Regions from separate parts of the Homo sapiens genome. Here regions 1, 3, 4, 5, 6 and 7 are each linked to region 2. A link is a contact called in ENCODE Hi-C or POLR2A ChIA-PET data. All regions are on one chromosome and are shown on one strand. The core of a region is the stretch at or near the end of the contact, and the rest is flanking DNA. Distances in the headings are between cores, read along the strand shown.

Evidence for each region. A loop is a pair of places that touch in the nucleus more often than their neighbours do. ChIA-PET counts read pairs that join two places held with the same protein, here RNA polymerase II (POLR2A). Pooled maps may share reads with other maps.
Region 1: a pooled map shows a loop between it and region 2 (7-fold over the local background). The contact joins two enhancer-like sites. A Hi-C loop is called at or near these places in 1 of 37 single-sample maps with no recorded cell type and 3 of 50 pooled maps. POLR2A ChIA-PET finds 5 or more read pairs at or near these places in 1 of 52 experiments (activated CD4-positive, alpha-beta T cell).
Region 3: a loop to region 2 is called in a map with no recorded cell type, with 8 times the contacts of the local background. The contact joins two enhancer-like sites. A Hi-C loop is called at or near these places in 7 of 37 single-sample maps with no recorded cell type and 5 of 50 pooled maps.
Region 4: a map with no recorded cell type shows a loop between it and region 2 (12-fold over the local background). The contact joins two enhancer-like sites. A Hi-C loop is called at or near these places in 5 of 37 single-sample maps with no recorded cell type and 5 of 50 pooled maps.
Region 5: a loop to region 2 is called in a pooled map, with 9 times the contacts of the local background. The contact joins two enhancer-like sites. A Hi-C loop is called at or near these places in 4 of 37 single-sample maps with no recorded cell type and 4 of 50 pooled maps.
Region 6: a loop to region 2 is called in a map with no recorded cell type, with 10 times the contacts of the local background. The contact joins two enhancer-like sites. A Hi-C loop is called at or near these places in 2 of 37 single-sample maps with no recorded cell type and 4 of 50 pooled maps.
Region 7: a loop to region 2 is called in a pooled map, with 5 times the contacts of the local background. The contact joins two enhancer-like sites. A Hi-C loop is called at or near these places in 2 of 50 pooled maps.

The regions. Positions count from the first base shown.
Region 1 is chr6:5,563,557-5,566,302 of GRCh38, forward strand. The region is part of intron 5 of FARS2 (phenylalanyl-tRNA synthetase 2, mitochondrial); the gene reads left to right. Among named protein-coding and RNA genes, the nearest start is that of FARS2-AS1, 110 kb to the left of the region's middle. Within about 2 kb of position 1,400, at least 2 of the 41 ENCODE cell types and tissues checked have a DNase peak (open chromatin) inside an H3K27ac peak, as active enhancers do.
Region 2 is chr6:6,330,091-6,333,247 of GRCh38, forward strand. LOC124901253 (a long non-coding RNA gene) reads left to right here. Exons shown (of 2, transcript XR_007059428.1): 2 at 1-77. Among named protein-coding and RNA genes, the nearest start is that of F13A1, 11 kb to the left of the region's middle. RefSeq lists an enhancer at 1,722-1,771. Within about 2 kb of position 1,406, at least 3 of the 41 ENCODE cell types and tissues checked have a DNase peak (open chromatin) inside an H3K27ac peak, as active enhancers do.
Region 3 is chr6:5,505,443-5,508,652 of GRCh38, forward strand. All of the region lies in intron 4 of FARS2 (phenylalanyl-tRNA synthetase 2, mitochondrial), which reads left to right. Among named protein-coding and RNA genes, the nearest start is that of FARS2-AS1, 49 kb to the left of the region's middle. RefSeq lists an enhancer at 1,925-2,054. Within about 2 kb of position 1,734, at least 4 of the 41 ENCODE cell types and tissues checked have a DNase peak (open chromatin) inside an H3K27ac peak, as active enhancers do.
Region 4 is chr6:7,135,345-7,138,351 of GRCh38, forward strand. The region is part of intron 1 of RREB1 (ras responsive element binding protein 1); the gene reads left to right. Among named protein-coding and RNA genes, the nearest start is that of RREB1, 29 kb to the left of the region's middle. RefSeq lists an enhancer at 1,668-1,737. Within about 2 kb of position 1,692, at least 32 of the 41 ENCODE cell types and tissues checked have a DNase peak (open chromatin) inside an H3K27ac peak, as active enhancers do.
Region 5 is chr6:7,072,315-7,075,271 of GRCh38, forward strand. No RefSeq gene overlaps it. Among named protein-coding and RNA genes, the nearest start is that of RREB1, 34 kb to the right of the region's middle. RefSeq lists an enhancer at 1,346-1,585. Within about 2 kb of position 1,622, at least 5 of the 41 ENCODE cell types and tissues checked have a DNase peak (open chromatin) inside an H3K27ac peak, as active enhancers do.
Region 6 is chr6:5,722,224-5,725,440 of GRCh38, forward strand. All of the region lies in intron 6 of FARS2 (phenylalanyl-tRNA synthetase 2, mitochondrial), which reads left to right. Among named protein-coding and RNA genes, the nearest start is that of FARS2-AS1, 270 kb to the left of the region's middle. RefSeq lists an enhancer at 1,764-2,083. Within about 2 kb of position 1,853, at least 13 of the 41 ENCODE cell types and tissues checked have a DNase peak (open chromatin) inside an H3K27ac peak, as active enhancers do.
Region 7 is chr6:5,625,569-5,628,434 of GRCh38, forward strand. The region is part of intron 6 of FARS2 (phenylalanyl-tRNA synthetase 2, mitochondrial); the gene reads left to right. Among named protein-coding and RNA genes, the nearest start is that of FARS2-AS1, 170 kb to the left of the region's middle. RefSeq lists an enhancer at 1,582-1,851. Within about 2 kb of position 1,588, at least 3 of the 41 ENCODE cell types and tissues checked have a DNase peak (open chromatin) inside an H3K27ac peak, as active enhancers do.

The sequences.
Region 1 (2,746 bases), core at 150-2,649, 770 kb before region 2:
GGTTTTGGGGGATGACTCCTTCTGGCTACTTCCTGCTGAAAAGGGGTTTCGAATGGGGAACAGTAGCTAGGGCTCCTCCTGGGGTCGATCTAAGGATCCTTGGAAGAATGGCATGTCCATGTGTGTGTGGTTCAGCTTACAGCACCATTTGGAGTTTGATTGCTTCTTGGTGAGAAGAAACAATTTGAGTTATAGTATGGAGTATACAGGGTCCAAATACCAATACAAGATATATAAGCAAGAAAGTGCTTAATAAAGGGGTTAACCAATTCCATAAAGAAGACTGGAATTTATTAAAGAGAGATTGTAGCCCCTCAGGGCTGAGGCCGGCATTTTCCCTGAGCCTGTCAACAATTTTGACTTGATTTTTAAGTACCTGTAGATTTTCTTCTACTTTACTAGAGGTGTTAATCCAAAAGCAGCATGTTTCATTTAAAACTGCATTACTAAACCCAATAAAAAGTCCTAGCAGACTCAGTGATAGTAAAACTTTCATGCTTCCTTTTTGTCAACTATTATCCCTGCTGTAAGGGTAATAATTAAGCAAAATACTACAGCAATGGAAACTCTCTGTCCAATATTTCAGTTAGAAGGTGCTACCCTGTATAACCCTGTTGCAAATAGTAGAGTGAGGACAGCAATTCCCACAAGTGTGGTGTGGGTAGGTAATTTCCATCTAAAATTTTACTTGCTAAGATATAGAATTCTCCTTTGGGGGTCTATGAAGTTCCTTGGTTTTATTTTCCCAAACAAAGAAACCTCCGGGTTATGGGCACCTTACTCACTTTCATTACCCGGCAGAATTTGCAAGATAATTGCCCAGAACTAGCGTATTGATTCACATTTTTATGTTACCCATCCCTTTTTTTTGTTTGTTTCCAAGCTGCGGAAGATCACCACTTGATTCACAGGATCAAGCAGAGTTAGTCTAAAATGTAGGCAAAAAGCTTAAAAACAATGAATGAGACTAGGATTTAATGACAAATGTAAGATAAACTTTGGAGCAAAATCTTTTTCTCCAGTCCTCATTTTTGGTAAAAACTAGTTATGAATAAACTTTAGACTTAAACTTGACCTGATTATTTGCATAAAGTGCAGCAAGAATGGTTATTTTTACATAGACCTTTTGGATTGACTTTGATGAAACTGTTCCACAAGGAATTTCACATAAGACTTCTAAAGCCAAGCCCAGCCATGGGTTTGTGTCCTCTAATACCTGTGTGTTTGGTGAGCCTATCCTCTCGAGGTCCCAAGATAAACTTGGAGCTTCCAGACCTGTTAGAAAGTGTCATTCTTTACTGACCACAGGTTAGGAATCCTGTGCGGGGACTGTGCAGACAAGGCATGAGGCCAGTTCTTCCTAAGGGGCTTTTTTTAATTGGCTTTGCCTGTCACGCTTGATTCCTTAAAGGGAAACACACACTTTCAGTCAAAGCCTTGGTAAAATAACCAGTTTTTCCAGTTGTGTCCTGTTGATGAAGAAAAATGGATTCTTACTGCACTGATGCAAACAACTATATTGCCATAAGTTAAGAGTACTCACAGATAGTTTCCAAATTCTAGAGGAACCAGGCAGAGAAAAATAAACATGCTCCAAATTTTGTTTACAGGAGTATACCTTACTCAATTATTAAAGGCCATAAATAGTTTAAAATAACTTTCCTTGATGCTGAAAATCAAAACAAGGATCAGCAGTATTCCAAGCAAAAGTTAAAAAGGTTACTTTCACTTTCTGAGTGTAGTCCATTTAGTTAACTTTTGTTTTGCTTGAGATTTGTCAACATGTCAGTTTTTTATGAGCTCTGTACTTTCTTTATTTCAATATTACAATCTTTAAAGCTATTAAAAACCTGCATTTGAGAACACCTGTTAAAGTCCTTAATATAGCTTGATGATAAACTGTCTTTTGAGAAGGAACAAAGCAAGACAACAATTGTTTGTGAATGACAAATTTCCAGGACAGTTATAGTTAAAAATATGACTGACAAGTTTATTTATCTTCATGGTTTACAGTAACTTTACCATTAATTATGATTGATAGCATATACTTAGACATTAGCATTTTAGAAATCCCATACAATTTTGGAACATATATTAGTATTATTCACCAAAATATAACTTAAAGAAGATTGGACATCATTTCGGCAATCTCATGTGACTAAACATCTCAAATGATCCTGTTTACCTCTTTTCTGAATGTTTCAGGGGCCTTCTGAACTATCCAAAAAGCCAGGCATCATGAAGGACAATTTCCAGATTGCCGTAAATTATTTTGCCAAAATGATGACTCAAAAGGAAAAAACCTTTCATTAGCCTTTACTGTGACATGAAAATTTTGTGCAAAGCCAAATTTTACCCTTGCATTAGTTTATTAATGTTAACCCCAATTCGTTTACATGAAACCGTGTGGATTATTCCATCTAATCCTAACCAATTTGACCATGAGGTGAAATCTTTACAAACCTTTCATAACCCTTTTACTAAAGGGCAGATTAGTGTCTTAAGAGCTCCTTGCTATGCTTTTATTTTAATGCTTAATTTATGAGAAGACCATCTGGATGCTATGGGAGAAGACAGCGTAGTGCTTGTACCATGCATGTCATTACAAGGCAGCCCAAAGCCAATTGGCTTATTTTGTAATCAGCTCATGCCTGATGGGAGTCTCATCTCTCAGTCGGGAGTGGGGATGTTTCCTTATCTTCCAGGTGGTCAAGAGCATGCTTCTCTGATTTATAACTACTATCAG
Region 2 (3,157 bases), core at 156-2,655:
ATCCACTAATATTTGGGATAGTGTGTTACATCGCAATAGATAACTGAGACACATTCATCAAATAAATATTTATCTAACCTGCTGTTTATAATAATAATACAACACTAATATTGAGTATGCTGTAATATATAGCAATATAATTAATATGGTAATATTTATCTATCTATTATTGACAGACTTTGTGATGAGTAGGAAATTGTATCTATCTTTAAGGCCTGCAGTCAAGAAGGGGAAACTATATTAAAAGCTAGTGTTTTGGAATTTCGTCAACAAGTCTGTTTCCACGATTTAATAGACTTCAAAATATTCTGTGTTTTCCTCCTATAACAAATATGTTCCTTGTGGACCTAATCTGGCATATAATATATGTACAAAAATACAAGTTAATTAATGAATTAAAGTCAGTGGAATCTCTTATGTCAGTGAAAGCAATAGGGTTGCTGACAAAAAAAGAAAGTAAAAGTTTTTAGTGAATTGTATATGCACCACTGGTTTTTATTTCACCTTTATCTTAAACAGTCAGCCACTCACTTAAACTTTGGCTTCTGAGGCTGAGAGCCACATAAAAGGGAGCACTAAATAACTGCAAGTGTAAAGAATGATTTGTGCTCCCTAAAATGCTTTATTCATACAAGGGAACTGAGGCTTGGAGAGGCAAAGGGGCTTGCTCATAATCACACACCTGGCACATTACGGATTTCAGACTCAAACAGACATTTTTAAAACCAAGTCCATTGTCTTGGCTAAAGTACACCTTCTCCAAACTCCTATCTTTCTCTTACTCAAAATTTCCCTTCAAATCTACACATTCCAAGATCTCTCTTAGAGCTGGGCCCATGGTGCTCCTGGAAGATATGATTGGATTTCTCCTCACCCTCTGAGCAGTGTAGGCACAGGTCTTCTGGTGCAGGGGATGGGGACATTAGAATGTGGCAGCTAGCTGGTACCTATTGGAGACCACCCCTGTAGGTGGGGTGACTCTACCACTCTGGTCTGTCAACAGAATAGTTTTTATGGGACCCTCATACGGGTCAGGGACTCTGTTATGTGCTGCAAGGGATTTGCAGGGAGCAAGAGAGAGGTCCTTTCCCGCAAAAGACTTACGGTCAGCCCCTAAGCTTCTCGGTGAAGGGAAGAGCAACATTGAACATCCGTCTTGGACACCTTGCCCCTTGGTTCTTCTATCTCACGAGTGCCTCGCAGTGGCTCTGCCTGTGGACCCTTACTCATGTTCTCTGGACCAGGGTTGTTAACCATAGCAGGTTAGAACTGCCCATTTATTCTAAATACAACAGCCAACTACCATCTTTATTTCAACCCTCACTTCCCACCACTTCTTCTCTAGTCTCAAAATGCCTTTCAGCATAGGCAGGAAATATGACAGAAGAAAGTCCCAGTCGAACAAACAATAACCGAAAATGCTCTTTGTTGCTGGGCCTTGGCGATCAAAGCCCTGCACATGTTTGCCAGCTGTAGTTCAGATGGTTTCTATTTCACTCAGCATTAATTTTTTATGAAATCTGTGGCCCAGGGGCCCATAAGCGGCTTTTAGTTCTTCATTCTATACTGTCTGGTCTAATTGCCAAGGCATGGTAAGACTCAGATTTTAAGGTGTCGTTAATGTATTTACCAGCCTTCCGGTCTACAGGCAGGCTCACCTCTTTGTGTGGGATTTTAATCATGTTTTGTTTTTAGAAAGGAAATGAAGGTATTCTTGGACTAAATATACTTGCTTTTCTTTGGATTTATTATCAGTATTTCACATCAGCGAGACAGCATACACAACACTGCCAATCCCAAACCTCAGACTTTATCTTCCAGTTTAAGTTTGATTCTTAAGAAGCATATGGAGTCTGTGCAGTGGAGGTAAGGCCTGTTTAAAATGAAGGCTGTTGTTTGTATGAAACATGCTTATTTAGTAGTTTATGATAAGGGGCCTGCTGACCCCAAAGGCTATCTTTCTTCTCACTTAGCAGCAGCAGCCTGGACTTTGTTTCAGATCGTCTCTGGATGCTGTAGCAAAGCCAGCAAGTGACTCACTGTCTGTCCTCAAACTCTTTGCAGCCCCCATTACTGAAGAGCCCCACAGACAACTTAGAAAACACAGTGATGGGAAAGTGACAGTGTTTGCAGAGTTGCTGGTTGCCAGGGGTCTACATGCAAGGCCAGTGCCGCGATCATTTTCATGAATTTCAGATGTCCTTTCTCTTGCCAACTTCGTGTGTTTTCTGAAAAATAATAAGAAAAAAAAAAAAACCCAGTCATCTGGCCTTACTTCCTTAAACCGAAGCTATTAGAGGTATCCAGGATCTGACTAGGGCAGCTAATTTTCTTTCAGTAGTGATTATAGCTGCACACCCTGCACAAACCGCATGCAAGACTCCCCCTCAACATAATTTTACATGCTTCACTTCTCCAATTGGCTCCAACTGTTAACAGAGCCCAGGTTTTGCATACACAGCCACACTTGGGGAGAAAGAAAAATACTTTGTTGCAGGCAGTTTTGCCTTGATACTTGGCACTACTCCATTTCCTGACTGCGTTACACTCCCTTCCCTCCCAGGTACCTGAGACTTCTTCATGCATCTGAGTGTCTGGCTTTTGATGCAGCTCCTGGTTAGGAACCAGCCCTCTCCATGGTCATTAGCTTCCTTTTTTTTTTAAAAAAAAAAAAAAAAAACTACCATCTAGTAGGCAGCTTCTTCGGCACTATTGTTAATCTGAGAATTTGCTAGTACTTAACTCACTCTTCACACGCCATAAAAATCTCTATTCTTTGAAGTGTCTAAGTGTGTGATGGCTGAATGTGTTGGGAGGAGCTGTGTTTCAATATGTTTTTTACTTTTGTTCTCAGGCCAGAGAAATTTCATTCAGTTTCATGTGTTCAGTCCTTGAAACAAAAGGCAGTGCTTCTATTTGAAGCTTTGGTTCATTTAAAGGAAGTAATCAATTCTGTTCTGTGAGTATTCACTGAATACTTCCTAGGACCTATGAACTGATTCATGCCAGAGGCTGCAGGGCCTCTCAAAAAAAAAACCAATGTGTACCACAATCCTCTAGAGGCTTTCTGATTAGACAGATTGGGAGCAGGGTCCAGTTCATAAGCATTTCTGAAACATCCCAAGGGAATGCTGACGTTGCCTCGGTGGACCCCCTT
Region 3 (3,210 bases), core at 484-2,983, 820 kb before region 2:
TTTAAGAGAAGAAAGAGTACTGTCCACATGGTCCTGAAGCGACATACATCCTCCTCAGCTGACAGGATTAAGAGATTAAAGTAAAGACAGGCATAGGAAATTATAAAAGTATTAATTTGGGGAACTAATAAATGTCCATAAAATCTTCACAATCCACGTTCTTCTGCCATGGCTTCAGCTGATCCCTCCGTTTGGGGTCCCTGACTTCCCGCAACATACTGTCCCTCTTCAATGGCTGAAGCTATAGGATGCGATGCCTGAGAGCATTGAACAATCATGTTTCTCAACTTTGCACTTGAGGAGCAGAGGTAGCCAGTCTGCAAACAGAAAAGGAAGACAGCAGATGCAGAATGAAAACAGTATGTTTGATATCCAGGGTGTGGTTTTTCCTGAGACTCCCCTTCAGTTCCACCAGCTATTATAATATTACAAACATTTTTATAATAAATTAACCTTTTGCTATTGTAAATTTAAGTTTACTTGCTGTTGGCAGCCAGAAGAGTCTTTTCTTTTCCACCTGAGTTTTAAGCAAATTAAGACATTGAAACAGGTGAAGGAAAGAGAATGTCAGCTTTATTTCTCCTCAGCTGATGGAATCACATGGCTTTGCATCTGCATCAAGAGGACCTGCTCTCCCTCCCTCCCCTCCAGCCCAACCTGGAGAATGGTGGGGTCTGCATAACAAGCATAGTCTCTCAGCTGTCCCAGTGGAGAGCAGGGCAAGAAAGCCTATTCCCAACTTCAAGGTCTTTTAGTAGATCAGCTCCGCCTCATCCAGAAATATGGACCAGCAAGTAACTTGCTCCTCCTAGGGAGTACTGAGCTCCTAGCGGGACTCAGTAAAGGGCAGGGTGTGGGGTCAGGAGAGTCACTCTAACGGAAGTTTTTTAGCAGAGAGAAAACAAGGCCAGCAGAATAGAGGAACCCCACTGTGAGTTGAAACTAAAACCTGAACCTTGACTCTCAAGATTTGTGAATGCCCCACTGTTGGTCCAACATTCAAATGGGCAGCTAGAGAGAGTGGGGCTGGGCACAGCCTCTTAACCACCGAATTGTCTTCTGTTTACAATTCTGCAGGCTCCTTCCCCATGTTTTGGTTGGGATCAGTGCAGAAGCTTCCCTGGTTTGTCTCTAGCACCTCCCACCACTGCCTAAGATTCCAGACGGGTATCACTCTGTGGACACCCAGCATATACAAACCTTCATAACATTACACGAAGATGCTTGGAGCCTGGGAAGGATCTGCTTTGAGGGGAAAGAGCAGATTTAGCTAATAGACATGGCAACTGGTGAGAAAGGTCATCTGCTTCAGTGGTTGATCACTGAGGCATTCATGAAAACAGCTAGATGGAGAATCGCTCTGAAAGTTCGTGAACAATAAGATAGCAGGGGAAATCTGACTATAACAGTAAATCTTCAGTGTTGCTCTTGGCAATCCAGAGTTTTTCACAGAGAGAGGCTAAGAGGCTAACCATATATTTAAAGACTGCCCCCTTTCCTGGATACATGTCTACTGTAAATGGCTTTGATTTTTCAACATAGGATGACTTTTTCCAGTTTTGCACATTTGAGTGCATGCACACTGCTGTTTGGAGTTTTAGATCTTTCTAAAATCCGATTCACACAGACACCTAACCTCTTTAACCCCTTTCTGCCACCTACCTTCTCTGTGAATACAGTGCTTGCAGCCTTTCAGAGACAGAGGTTTCAGAATTTGGCAGCAAAAAAAGTGATGGCTTCTAACACATTTACAGTGTGGTTAACAATAGCAGTTGCTGAACTCTGCCATGGCTGACTAGCTTTCCACTGTTAAGTGTGGTCACACTGGTAACATTTACTTAGGAACTGGGCACACGAGTTAAAATGTTACATGCACAACCCATTTGGGGTTTGAGGTATTCTCTTCTACATACGTTTTACTTGTTCATAAAAAGGAAGCTCTTTAAAAAAAAAAAATCTGATGTTTAGCTCCTGTTGATTCGTAATGGCTGAGAAGGAGTTTGAAGCATGTTTCTTTTCATCTCCTTTCAGCTTTTAATTTTTAGTACTTTCACTTATGTCTGTAAAAAGCAGTTAAAAGTGAAAGTCCCCTGACAGGAGTGTGTAATTGGCAGGCTGGGGTGGAAGGCAGGGGCTCATGATGGCTTTAAGAGAACGTGAAGAGGAAGCAGAGCTGTTCATTGTCAATGGTAATAGCTTTTAAGAGAGGCAGAACTTATGATTTGAGCTTAATTTCTAAATGAAGCTCATTTTCCAGTGTCCCAGCCCACCTCTCAGTGGCCTCCCGGCTAGTGGGTCAGACTGCGGACACGCCATGATGGCACACAGAGAGAAGACCGGAGGGAGCAGAGGGACAAGGGAGAAGCAGAGAGCAGGGGAGAAGAACTTAGAGGTGTATAAGAATTTGTTTATAAGTGTGTAGCCTGTTAAAACCTGACGATCCAAATGGGATGGGTGGCCAGAGCTTATGCCCCGAGGTAGGAGAAGGTTTCTTTTGCTTCTCAATTTCAGAATGTCTGGTAAGCAAGTGATTGAGAGTTCTGGGTTTTTATAGGCAAATAGAGAAAGGGAACAAGGCATGAAGTTTTATTAAAGCAAGGTATGCTTCTATGTTTCACAATAAGTTATTAAGTTCCTCTACTTATTTTCTAGCACTGCAATATATATGCATATTCTAATGGGGAGTTATTAACTCTTTGAAGAGATGAAAGGCAAAGATGTGAAATGTCTGGGAAAACAATCAAGTCAGTGATATAAACCATTAAGTGCAGTGTGCACCAAGAGAGGAATTTTCACCAGGAATGTAGGTGATCCCCATGTTGAGACCTAGTATAGTTTTGGATGCCACATCTCCGAGGGGATCATCCCCCACGTGGATTCCTCTCATCAGAATCTTTCTTGTAGTCTTTGTCCTAATTTATTTTTTGTTACCATTGGAATCTATAAGATGAGCAGATAATTCAGCAAGAAACAAGCTCAAGTGAGTGAACACATGACAGCAGGGACTGAACCAGAGGGCAGAATGCAGAGAGGCCAGGAGGGAATCTGTGAATTAGCAGGAGATCTTCTTGGGGAAAGGGGAGCAGAGTGCTGGCAGGTGGGGCGGGGGAGGGGCTGAAGCCCTCCCAGCAGTGGAGGAAAGCATGGGTGTACCCACAGGGAGGGCACAGGCCCAAAGGGTACAGGACAGAAGTGAGACCGAAGTCTGAA
Region 4 (3,007 bases), core at 442-2,941, 810 kb after region 2:
TAGGACCGTAAATCCAGGGAAATTCTAAGCATTCTGAAAGCTGCTTTTAGGCAGGGCAGCAGCCAAAAGACCAGCTGGTAGATTGAGACCTTTCTGAAAAACCTGACTTCATTCTCTTGTGGTTCCATTTTCCTTTTTTTCAAATGGGGTCTAGTGGCTTAGCTGTGGTTATTCCACAGCTGATGCCTCTTTCATTGCTGTTCTTCTGGTTCTGACAACAACAGCATTCTTGCACCACTTAACTCTCCAAGATGCAGGCAGGGGAGGTGACTGCCTCATTTCTGATGTGCTTGTTAGCTACAGGAAAAGCATCTTAGTATTCTACCTTTGTCTAGGACTTGGGACTGGGAGCAGGTATTCCGTTTAAGTTTTATGTGCCATCTGTATATTTTCAAAAACATTTAACATGATCTTTATTTCAAGCTTTTATAGCCCTTTCAAGTTGCTCTAGGGGACTTAGCAAAACAGGTAGACAGTAAGTATGGATCAACTGAGCACAGGAAAGAATGGGATTTGGGAAGATCACATTGTTTGGATTTTCTGCTGATACTAAAGCTGGATTTTTACTACACAGGCAGGGAGAAATTACTGTCCTGTGGTGGACCTGGTGAGAGAGGTGGCATATGACTAAGCAAGTCAGCTGACCTCAATTAAAGGGCTGTGACCATCTGTACAATGGGACCAGTACCTCCTCCAACTGTTGGTCTCAGCTGAGTGAGATTCCCATGTCTGAGGAGGTGATCAGGGGTGATGATGACTTTTGATGGAACTGACCTCACACAGGTTTCTGGGGGAAAAAACCCACCAAACTTTATTTTAAGAATTCTAAAACAATTTTACAATTCTGATTTGAGTAGAAGTTTGATTTGAAAAGGGACTTCATCTGCACCTTCTCTCTTGCCTTTGTTTATAGATGTCAGTAATGCCCGTATTTTAAAAAGTTGAAATGAGTTATAAATTATATCTTAAGGATTTTAGTTTGTTTTGAAGAATTGTTTAATTGGCTAGGATTTCTCCCCCCTTCAGTAGCTTCAGATCCCAATGGCTAGGCAATATGGAGATAATAGTAAACAGGATTTTGTAAGAGATGTTATTTATTTATTTATTTTTAAATAGAGATAAGGTCTTGCTATGTTGCCCAGGCCGGTCTCGAACTCCTGGGCTCCAGCAACCCGCTATCCTCAGCTTCCCAAAATGTTGGGATTACAGGCATGAGCCACTACCCTCAGCCTGAGACATTATTTGAGGAGGAGGTCATGAATATATAATTAACTTAGGAGTACAAATGAAAAGTTTTCTCTTGAACCTACCTTTTTGAACAGAAGAGGTGATTTTTAGGTATAATGGTGTGCAAAGTAACAAATAACAGCCTCTAAAGACATTTAAAACAATAAATAAAGCATAAATATCTTTATTCAGGATGAACTGAGTTCTGAAGCCTGATGTTTTCAAGAGTTCTTTATTATCAGGTGGCTTGTGAAAGCCCGTCGTTAACCAAACGTGTTGTGTTTGCCTCAGAATTTTATTAAAAAGGTATGCATAGGTTCATATCCCCCTTATGTGAGGTGGCAGTGAAACAGAAACTTGATAGAAATATTGAGGAGGGGAAAAGATGAAGCCACCGCGGCACCTGGCCTCCCTCTTTCACTTCCCTTTCCAACTCTGCTCCTTTGAGATGTTCTTCGAGAAGATGGAGGAAGCTTGCTGGGTTTAGGGTCATCACCCAGGATCTGGCGACGGGAGTGCCTCAACATGGGGAGTTCCCTCCCCAAAGCCCAGAGCTAATTCGTCACATCCAGCTGCTGTCAGGAGTTGAGCAGTCCTGTCCCCTGGCTTTCCTGGGAAGGCCTGGGTGGAGGCGGCAGGAGCAGGCAAGGGACCAAGAGAGTGCCTGCTAGACCTGATGCCTCTCCCTTCCCCCCTGAGCCCCCAGGGAAGGAGCTGCCTTATAGACTCGGGTACAGGGAGGCAGGGAATAGAGGGTTGGAATCCAGAAAAGAGGGTGGAGGGCATGACTGCAGTTACTGCCATTGTCTCAGGACAGACAGACCAAGCCCTGGTACAGAAATTGTTTGGCTGTTGGCCTTTTCTCTTCAGATGTTTACATGCAGGAAGTGCCTTTGATAAAGTATGGTTTGCTAACATGAGTATGATATGCATGCGCATTTTTGGATGCCAAACACATAGGCAGATGAAACTAAGAAGCCAGATGCTAAGATAGTTGTTGATGAATTGAAACTAGCCTAACTGGCTCCACTGTTGGAGTCATTTGCTCAAACTACTCCAAACTTTTGTTTGGTCTACTGAAAACATTAGTTGGAAAGGTACAGCGTTAATTTAAGGCAGGGAAGCCTCCAGCACGTGAGAGTCGTGTCTCTCTCGGTGATGCTGGGAGGGAAGGATGGGAGATGAGAGTCATTTCACGGCCGCCTAGCTCCTCCTCTTCCTCTCCCTGCCCTGGAGCTGCAGCCTCAGCTTTCAGAGTCTCTTGCCTGGTGGTAGGCCCGGCGAGCGGTTGGATTTTAAGTATCTCAGTTATTTTCAGTATCATCAGTCATCACTTTCAGAGTTCCTTTTCTTTTTCAAGGGTACCCAGTCTAACTGTTTAGCTCCTTTTCAATAGCCCTCCTCACTCACTTACGCCTAGTCAGGAAGATTAATAATGTTAACTGATTTACTATCACTGCAAAAAGCATTAGTTAATTAGACTTTTACACCTCAGTCAGATGGCATTAGACACCCTTTGTGCACTTTAACTCAAGGATGTTAAAGACCTAAATCTTTCAGAAAAAAAGAAAAGAAAGAAAAAGGACAGGCACTTTTCCAGTTTAAGCTGCATGTTGGTCCATGTTAATTAGGCATTTGTCCTTTAGTCTGGAGGTGATAGAAAATGCCAGTTACTGTGGTATTTAACTGACATCAAACTCCTGTCCAAATAATTCAGTTGGGCCCAGCCTTCTCTCTTAATTGGTGGGAAGGAAAACTTCGGCACACACCCAGAATAGGG
Region 5 (2,957 bases), core at 372-2,871, 740 kb after region 2:
AGGAATGCATCATTAGGTGATTTTGTCATTGTGTGAACATCAGAGTGTACTTACACAAACCTAGATGGTATAGCCCACTACACACCTAGGCTATATGGTATGTAGCTTATGGCTCCAAGGCTACAAACCTGTACAGCATGTTATTGTACAGAATACTGTAGGCAACTGTAACACAACAGAAATTATTTGTGTCTCTAAACATATGTAAACATAGAAAAGGTACAGTGAAAATATGGTGTTATAAGGAATGTGTATATACTATCCCTCATGGGACCCCTGTCATATATGCAGTCCATTGTTGACTGAAATGCTGCAACTGTGTGTATTCCTACATCTCCCTACATACGTAGAATATATTATATTACATATGTATTAGTGTATAGTAAATATTCCTACATATCATATAATATATAGGAATATATATAACTTTTAAAATATATTAAAATACCTTAAAACTTTTGATGCTCTTATAAGTGGTATTTTTAAGTGTTTCTGTGTACAGTGTTGTGTTTAGTTAGTATGTTTTAAGAGCTGATTATGACCATCTTTGATAAATACTTAAATACTTGTGTTGCATGAGGTACTGCTTGGAGGCTGGGCACAGTGGCTCATGCTTGTAATCCCAGGACTTTGGGAGGCCGAGGTGGGCAGAACACTTGAGGTCAGGAGTTCGAGACCAGCCTGGCCAATGTGGTGAAACCCCCATCTCTACTAAAAATACAAAAACGAGCCGGGCGTGGTGGTGGACACCTGTAATCCCAGCTACTAAGGAGGCTGAGGCACGAGAATTGCTTGAAGGCAGGAGGTGGAGGTTAAAGTGAGCCGAGATTGTGCCATTGCAATCCAGCCTGGGCGACAAGAGCCAAACTCCGTCTCAAAAAAAAACAAAACAAAACAAAACAAAAAGAGAGAGAGAGAGATACTGCCTGGGACCAGAAATATGGACACTTTTATCTGGCTGATGGCCCATCACGATTACTGCTCTGTTCTCACAGGGTTGAACATTTTACTCACTTTACATGATTTTAAACCACTGTATCCCATTGACTTCTGTTGTTGAAACAGAGGATTTTGGCAGCCTGGTTCATTTTCTCTTGTATATCAGGTTCTTTGGGTTCACTATTTTCTTTTTAATAAGATCATGATATTTCAGTGTTTACCTATAGCTCACCCACCATTTAGGTTTTATTTCCAGTGCTCTCATGCTTCCCTAAATCCTGTACGAAAGATGCTATGTCAGGAGGCACGGTGACTCAGGCCTGTTGTCCTGGCACATAAGAAGGCGAGGTCAGGTGTTTGAGACTAGACTGAGCAACATAGGAAGCTCTCATCTATTAAAAAAACAACAAAAAAACCAAAAACAAAAAAACATGCTATGTCCTTGGCTATTCGAGCCACAGCTTTGTGCATTGACACACATCCAGCATCAGCAAGCTTTTTCTAAATGAGAACAAGCGTCATTCCTTTGTCCATTTGTCAGACTTGTCACATATGTCTCTATGGGATTATAGTTTTTTTAAAAAAAGAAAAGAAAGTAAAGGGGGAAATATCTGTAGGTTCCCCTTGCCTGTGTGTTCCTCTGCTTTCAGCTCTTCAGCACAGGCAGTCTCGGTCACGTGGCCCTGCTCACGCAGGGCCCAGACCCACGCTGCGAAGCTCTGTATGATTGTGTTTTGGGTTGCAGGAGGCAGAAACTCAAAGTGAAACCAATGAAAAAAACCAATGTGTTCTTAATGGTTTTTACCTAAACCATAAATCCCTCTCTTCGAGGGAGAGGGGAATCACCCAAGATTTGGCCCAGTTCCCTCATTAAGTTCCAGGGCTATATTTGTCTGTATTTTTTCTTTTCTTTTCTTTTTTTTTTTTTTTTTTTGTTCATATGTGTGTCAGTTTGGTGACGACCTGTGTCCAACTCACTCAAGGAAGATATTTAAAATGCAGATTCCAGGGCCTGATCTAGACTAAGGGAATAAGACAGTGGGAAGAGGAGGAGGTAGAGAGTTGAGTCTCCTGACTCCCTGGTGGTGCTGACAGTCAAACAGGACTTACTAACAATGATGAAGGTATTATGGGCTCAGATTTTTATCCATCACTACATTATCACTAAATTTTTTTTTTTTTTTGAGACCAAGTCTCACTCTGTTGCCCAGGCTGGAGTGCAGTGGTGTGATCTTGGCTCACTGCAACATCCGCCTCCTGGGCTCAAGCGATTCTCCTGCTTCAGCCTCCCGAGTAGCTGGGACTACAGGCGCACACCACCATGCCCAGCTAATATTTGTATTTTTAGTAGAGACGAGGTTTCACCATGTTGGCCAGGATGGTCTCGATCTCTTGACCTCGTGATCTGCCCACCTCAGCCTCCAAAGTGCCAGGATTACAGGTGAGAGCCACCGTGCCAGGCTTAATTTTTATATTTTTAGTGGACACAGGGTTTCACCATGTTGGCCAGCCTGGCCTCGAACTCCTGACCTCAGGTCATCCACCTGCCTCAGCCTCCCAAAGTGCTGGGATTACAGGCATAAGCCACTGCGCCTGGCCTAATGGAACATTTTTTACCAGGTTTAAAATAAGATATCTAATGCCAGATGCTGTGGCGCACACCTTTAGTCCCAGCTGCTTGGGAGGCTGAGGCAGGAGGTTTGCTTGAGCCCAGGAGTTTGAGACCTGCCTGGGCAACATAGTGAAACCGCATGTCTATATGAATAAAATAAATAAATAAATAAATAAATAAATAAATAAAATAAATGAAATAAGATAGCTAACACTTATTAAGTGCCATGTGTCAGGCAGGCACTTCACATTTAAACCTATGTGTAGGCTACTATTGTTAGTCCCACTTTATAGAAAAGGAAACTGAGGCACATAGAGTTTAAATGCTTTGCCCTGAGTCAAACACCTGAGGCAGAATTGTCATGTTCTTTGACAATCTTCAAAGCAAATTCACGATATTTGTTAAT
Region 6 (3,217 bases), core at 603-3,102, 610 kb before region 2:
TACAGCGAAAAGGGCAAATAAAGTCTTAATAGTATGAAAATGCTTTGACCTTACAAATCCCTGAAAGGGTTTTGGAGACCCCCACAGGTCTGCAGAACAGTCTTTTAAAACTCCTCACTAGATATACAGTTTGACATAGACAAGACGTTTTTCTTGTAAAGGGGGAAGATAGATAATAAACAAAATACATCAGGGGTGCTGTAACCAAAACAAAGCAGTGCGCTGTGACAGAGGGGTTATCTCAGGTGGGATGGCCCTGAAAGGCTGCGGAGGCAGTGACGTTTAAGATGAAACTTAAGAGCAGGTCGACTGGGATAGCCAGCCCAGGCTTGATGGCAAGAGCTCACAGGGAATGTTCCAGGGGCAGCAGAAGAACCCCTGTGCTGAGCATGGTGAGGAGGGGGAAGCGCAGGGAGAGAAAAGGTCAGTGAGGCTGTCAAGGGCTACACTGATCGGGCCTGAGGAACCAAGGTGAGAGCTGGATTTTATTCTGAGTGCAACGAGGATGTCCTTGGAGGGGTGTGAAGCAAGGTGAAAGGTCATGTCCACCTTGTAGCCTCAGGAAGTCTCCCCTCACCCCACTTCCACCTCCATTCTTCTCTAGGGGGCCACGACTGGGTTTGAAACTCTAAACCCTAGTTATGAAGTTGTAAATATAAGTAAAAAAGAAAATCCCAAAAGATTACATACAGCATGGTATTCATTTTATAAAATAAACAACTTACTAAAACCTCAGAGCTATCTACAAAGGAAGTCAAGGGAGCAATAAACAAGGATTCAGAACAGTGATTCCCTGAGAGAGGGCAGGCAGGAGGATGAGTTGGGGAAGACTCCACAGATGGACAAAAGTCCTCATCCGAGTTCCGGTTCTGGGGGTGAGTGGGGTTTTGTGGGTGTTTGTGATCTTATTAAGTAAGGGTGAGTGAGTGAAGGTGACAGGCCACGAATGGGCCACTCGCGAGTGTGTCGGGAGCCGTGGGTCATGACAGACCCAAGTACGTGCCCCTGGGTTTGATATAAAAAGAGAATAAGGGTAGAAAAGAAACAAAGCTCATATCTATATATTTCATTTATTTACATGCCGTTTGATTTCTAGCTTGTTCAACCCTAGTTATTGCAAATATCAAGTGTAGTATCATGGGTCATGGGAAAAGGCTGCTGGATTCAAAACTCGGCTTTGTGTGCACCCTTGGACACGCTGCAGACCCTTCCAGGCCTCAGTGTCTTCATCTTCTTCATCTATGATGTGGAATAATTGCAGGATCCGCTCATAGGCTTGTTGAGAACATCGAACAGGACAATGCCTGTGAACCGCTGTCACAAGCCTCTCAGTCACGTTTACTGCACAGGTGGAGATTCTCTCTCCTGTATACACTGCCTCTCTCGATCCATTTTTCCTTTCTTTATGTAACTGGGAAAAACCAAGAATGAAGCAGGTTTGTTTTTGTTTTGCGTGTGAGGAAAAGGTTGTTGAATCTGTTCTCAAGAATGTTTGAATTAAATTCTCTTTGCCTGGGGATGGTATTTTTATCTTATATGATTGTTCTTTGAACAAGCAGTAAGAAAACAAAATGAAATTGGGAGGCTCCTTGCTTTCTTCCTGAAAAGAGGCTTCAGGGCTTTGGGCCAAACTGTGCCTTGAAATGAATTTTAGAAGCGGCCACAGCAGGCGGTCTCTGTTGTGAGGGGCCCAGCTAGTAACAGGCACACTCCCCCAAGACAGAGGAAACACCCTGCAGAGCGGTGGCCACGCTGGGCTGTCCACCGCACAGGGGCTGTCAGAGAAAGAGTGGGCTCGGCGGGAAAGGAAGGGCCGCCCCAGTGGGTTACACGGGAGGCCGCTCCAGGCAAGGGTTTTCAATTTCAGTTCCCTTTTCCCCACACTGCATGGTTTCACTTCTCTGATGGGGCTTAGAATCTGCGCCATTAGGCAGCTTCCACAGCTTAGACGCCTTTCCTAAGGAAGGGTTGGCACAGGGCTGTCAGCCATCAGAGACCTGAGAGGGCAACCACCGGTGCCCTCCCTGCTGGATTCAAGAGGAGCTGGGTGATTCTGGGTTCCAGGATGAAGAGGAGCTAGCAGGGACAAGGAGTAAGCAGAATGTTTGCACACAGGAAATGACAGGGGACTCCGTTGCTGGAGCCATCCCTTCCCTTTGTGGTCATCACGAAATATCCATGACCATAGTAGTGCCACTGTGGCCTGAGTCTCAGGATTGCCTGTGCCCATGAGGTGGCCAGAGCCAGCTCTGAGTCCCCAGGGTGGCCCACAGCCAAGGAACAGAGCCCCCAGGACGCAAAAAGAAACCACCACTAGTTGAGAAGGGAGGAGGAGAACTCCTCTCATGACTGTGCCTGGCAGGAGACAGCGCATCCTGCAGCCTGAGCCTGGTGCTCTACGGGGGCCAGCCGAGGCTAAGACTGTCCCTCACGGAAGGATCTTGAGGCTTCTGTGTCCTCCCCGACACTGGCTGCACTCACCTCCCCTCAGCCTCTGTGCATAGCAGCCCACCGTACTTCAGGACCACTCTTTGTAATCAGGGAATTCTTCTTTACATTGAGCCATAATCTGCCCCATAATTTCCACAGATGAATCCTAATTCAGGTCTCCACAGTAACATGAAATACATCTGCCCCTTTTTGGAATATATGTTAGGTCTACTCTGTGTCCTGCACCATGCCAGGCAGCAGACAAGACACAGACATAGACCTTTCCTTCCAGGAGACTAAAACGTAGTGGGGCAGATGCCATTAAACAAATAATCACACAAAATTCTAAAGATGAAATGAAGTTTCTCGCTATTACCGTGTTACCACACGTGGAAAACAGTCAGCTATGTCTTCTGTCTAAGGGAAGGTATTTTGCAATGGCCTGACTTAAAAGCCGTGGGATTTCCATGAAATCTCTGGATGATGCGGAGCAGACACCCCAGTGCTGAGCAGCTTTCTTTAGTTGAAAGAGAGGGTTAGTGATGGCCAAATTCGTAGCCTGTTTTGGGGATGGCGTGATGACTTTGAACATGGGCGCTGGGGTGTATGGAGGAAGGTGAAAGGTGTCCGTGGGGAGAAAATTGGAAAGGAGCTTTGGAGGCAGGTTGGGCAAGGCATTAAGTGCCAGAGTAAGAAGTTGGAACTGCGTTTGATGATCATCAGGTGAGAAGACCTTTGAGCAGGGAGGGAAGTTAGGTCTGAGTTTTGAGGCAGTTATTTTAAAATG
Region 7 (2,866 bases), core at 338-2,837, 700 kb before region 2:
GGGTGTCTGTCTTAGGAGGGATGTTTGGTAGAGAGACAAGTGGCCAGTGGACACTGTGGATATGTGTGGTGGGGCAGATGAGTGGTCACAGAGAAATAAGGCTTAGGGGGACAGCGATCCAGTCATTGGCAGAGTGGAGTCCTAGGTAAGGCCCAGTTACAGAGGAATGTGGAGGCCACAGCCTGGGATGCGGGACTCTGCTGTTACAGCAGAATCATCAGCAAGGCTGCCCGCCTGCCCTGATGGTGAGCCGCTGGCCAGGCTCCAGATGGTCTCTCCGGAGAGGTGGGACTGGGCTTGGAATCACAAGGCTGAATCTCAGATGCGCAGGTGGTGGGGATGGTTAAGTTAGAACATCCAGGCATCCAGCAGGTCTTTACAGAGGCTTCAGCTGGTTTTTTGCTTTGTTTCTGTTTTGTTTAATAGTGTACAGCTTCATAGTGATCTACATATTCATGTATGGTTTAGAGCCAGGGAAGGTGTTATCATGATTGGAATTTAATTGGGTGTCTAGTAAGGAAAAAGCAAGGTAGAATGTTCCATGACATTTACAGGAAGAAGATAATGCCTGAAGGAGGCCTGGTACGAATGAGGGAATCCCTGTTTTCTAGTGGGAACTACCTCAAGGAAAAGGCACTCATCAGACACGTAGGAAATGAGTTCTCAGACTCAGACATCCCCAGCCTGCAGGTCCAGATGAGGGTACGTAATAATGTTCATACTCAGATATCCCAAGTGCATCGCCACCTACCTGCTGTCATGGATCCCAGTATCCCGCAGAGCCCCCCAGAAGTATTTCTGTAGGTCCCAGGGGGTGTCCACAGCAAGCTAACTTCCACTGGACATGACAGTGACTCCCATTGGGCCCCCAGGGGACACCACCGTTGAGGCTTTGGGGCCATCATGGTGTCCAGTGGTATTTCAGAGCTGTACGTTTCCCCACTGTCAACTTGTCACCTGGGACTTAAGCAACTCAGCTTTGAGCCCCGCCTTTCTACCAGCCTTGCAAAGCCCCTCTCCCACATCCTCCTTAGGCTTTCCCTCCAGGTAAACCCATGCAAATAAAGGTTTGGATATTTCACCTCAGACCTGGTTAGATCTCAGTTTTGACTAATTTCTTTTCCATGGGAGCACAGTTCAGAGATGAGGACAAAATCAACAAAATTCCAGTTACCTAATAATCTTTTGTGAACATAACTATAGTCATGCATCACTTAACGACGGGGATACATTCTGAGAAATTCGTCATTAGATTTTGTTATGTAAGTATTATGGAGTGTACTTACACAAACCTAGAAGGTGCAGCCTACTGCACACATAGGCTGTATGGGGTACAGTGTAGCCTATTGCTTCTAGGCCACAAACCTGCACAGCATGTTACTGTATTGAATACTGTAGGGAGTTGTAACACAATGTTAAGTACAGTATCTGAACATATCTAAACATACTTCATAAAAGTGGCAGCGTAGTAGGTTTGTTCACACCGCATCACCACAAATGCATGAGTAATGTGTTGCTCTGTGACTTTACACTGATGATAATGTCACTGGGTGATAGGTAGCTTTCAGCTCCACTATAATCTTATGGGACCATCATTGCATATGCAGTCTTTCTTTGACTGAAATGCCGTTGTGCAGTGCATGACTGTATTTTATAAGATGAGCCTAATTTGTGTTATACTTCTCGGGAATGAAGGCATACCCTGCAGTAGGTTTTGGATTCTGTGTTTGACAGATGTGGCTGCTTTTCTTTGCTTTCACTTTCCCCTAAAGGAAATAACAGTAGTAAGATGAAGAAAGAGGAAACTAGTAGTGAAAATTAAGCAGGTGAAATATTTATATAAGGCAGGACAGCTGTGGTCTAGACATTTACACAGAATTTTACTAGAGTAATTGCTTATCTCAGAATTCATTCAATATGCTAATTTCTCGTAGCAGATTGCCTGTCCGGCAATGCACATGGCATACAATTTTTGAAATTCTGCAGTGATGATGGAATAAGCATTTCTAACCCATTTCTCTGTTATAGCAATTGCCACATTGCCTGGTGTTTATACGTCTTTTCATCACTGCACTGAGTTACTATCAATTACTGGGTCTTTAGCTTTCTACTATATTTGGGATATAGAACAGAGTAAGTACTCAATACGTATTTTTGATGAATTAATGATAAAGAGAAAGAAATTCCATCAACAACGTATGTTATATTGTTTTTTCTCCAGAGGTAACTAACCTAACTTGATATATAGGCCACAACTTAACCTCAGTTGGCAGTGTTTTCCAGCTAGGTGACCAGAACTCTTTACTATCCATTATGATGATTTCTTGAAAGGGAGAAACTGACTAGGGTGGAGAATACTCCTTAGAAACAGAAGTTGGGTCCTAAGTAAATTGATGATTTAAAAATTATTTGGTGCAGGCCAAATATTCAGATAGGGAAAAGGAAAAAAGGAAACAAAAAGAGAAGGGATTTTAACGAGGTTGGTCATATCCTATACAAAATACAGTTTTAAACTCTTTAGCTTCCAGGAGCAGAAAACTGTAGGAAGTATGTAAATTATTCACGGTTACCTGGGAAACCCTTTCTGACAGGAACGGGGGAGATCACAGGGTTGGATGGAAATTCAAGCAGTCAAATTGTAATGTGTTTGTGTGTAAGTTTGCTTGTTTGTTTGCCACAGATGAGGAACAGGGAAAATTTCTGAAGGAAGGTAACATGAAAGGAAGAAAAAAGCTTGTCTGTACAGGGAAGGCAGAGAAACTTCAGGTCTCTTGAAGGTGTAATTTCCAAACCACTCTGTCCCTAGACCATCCTATTTGGAGTGACAGCAATAGTGGACCTCTGACCCGGGCTGTCAGAACCCCTT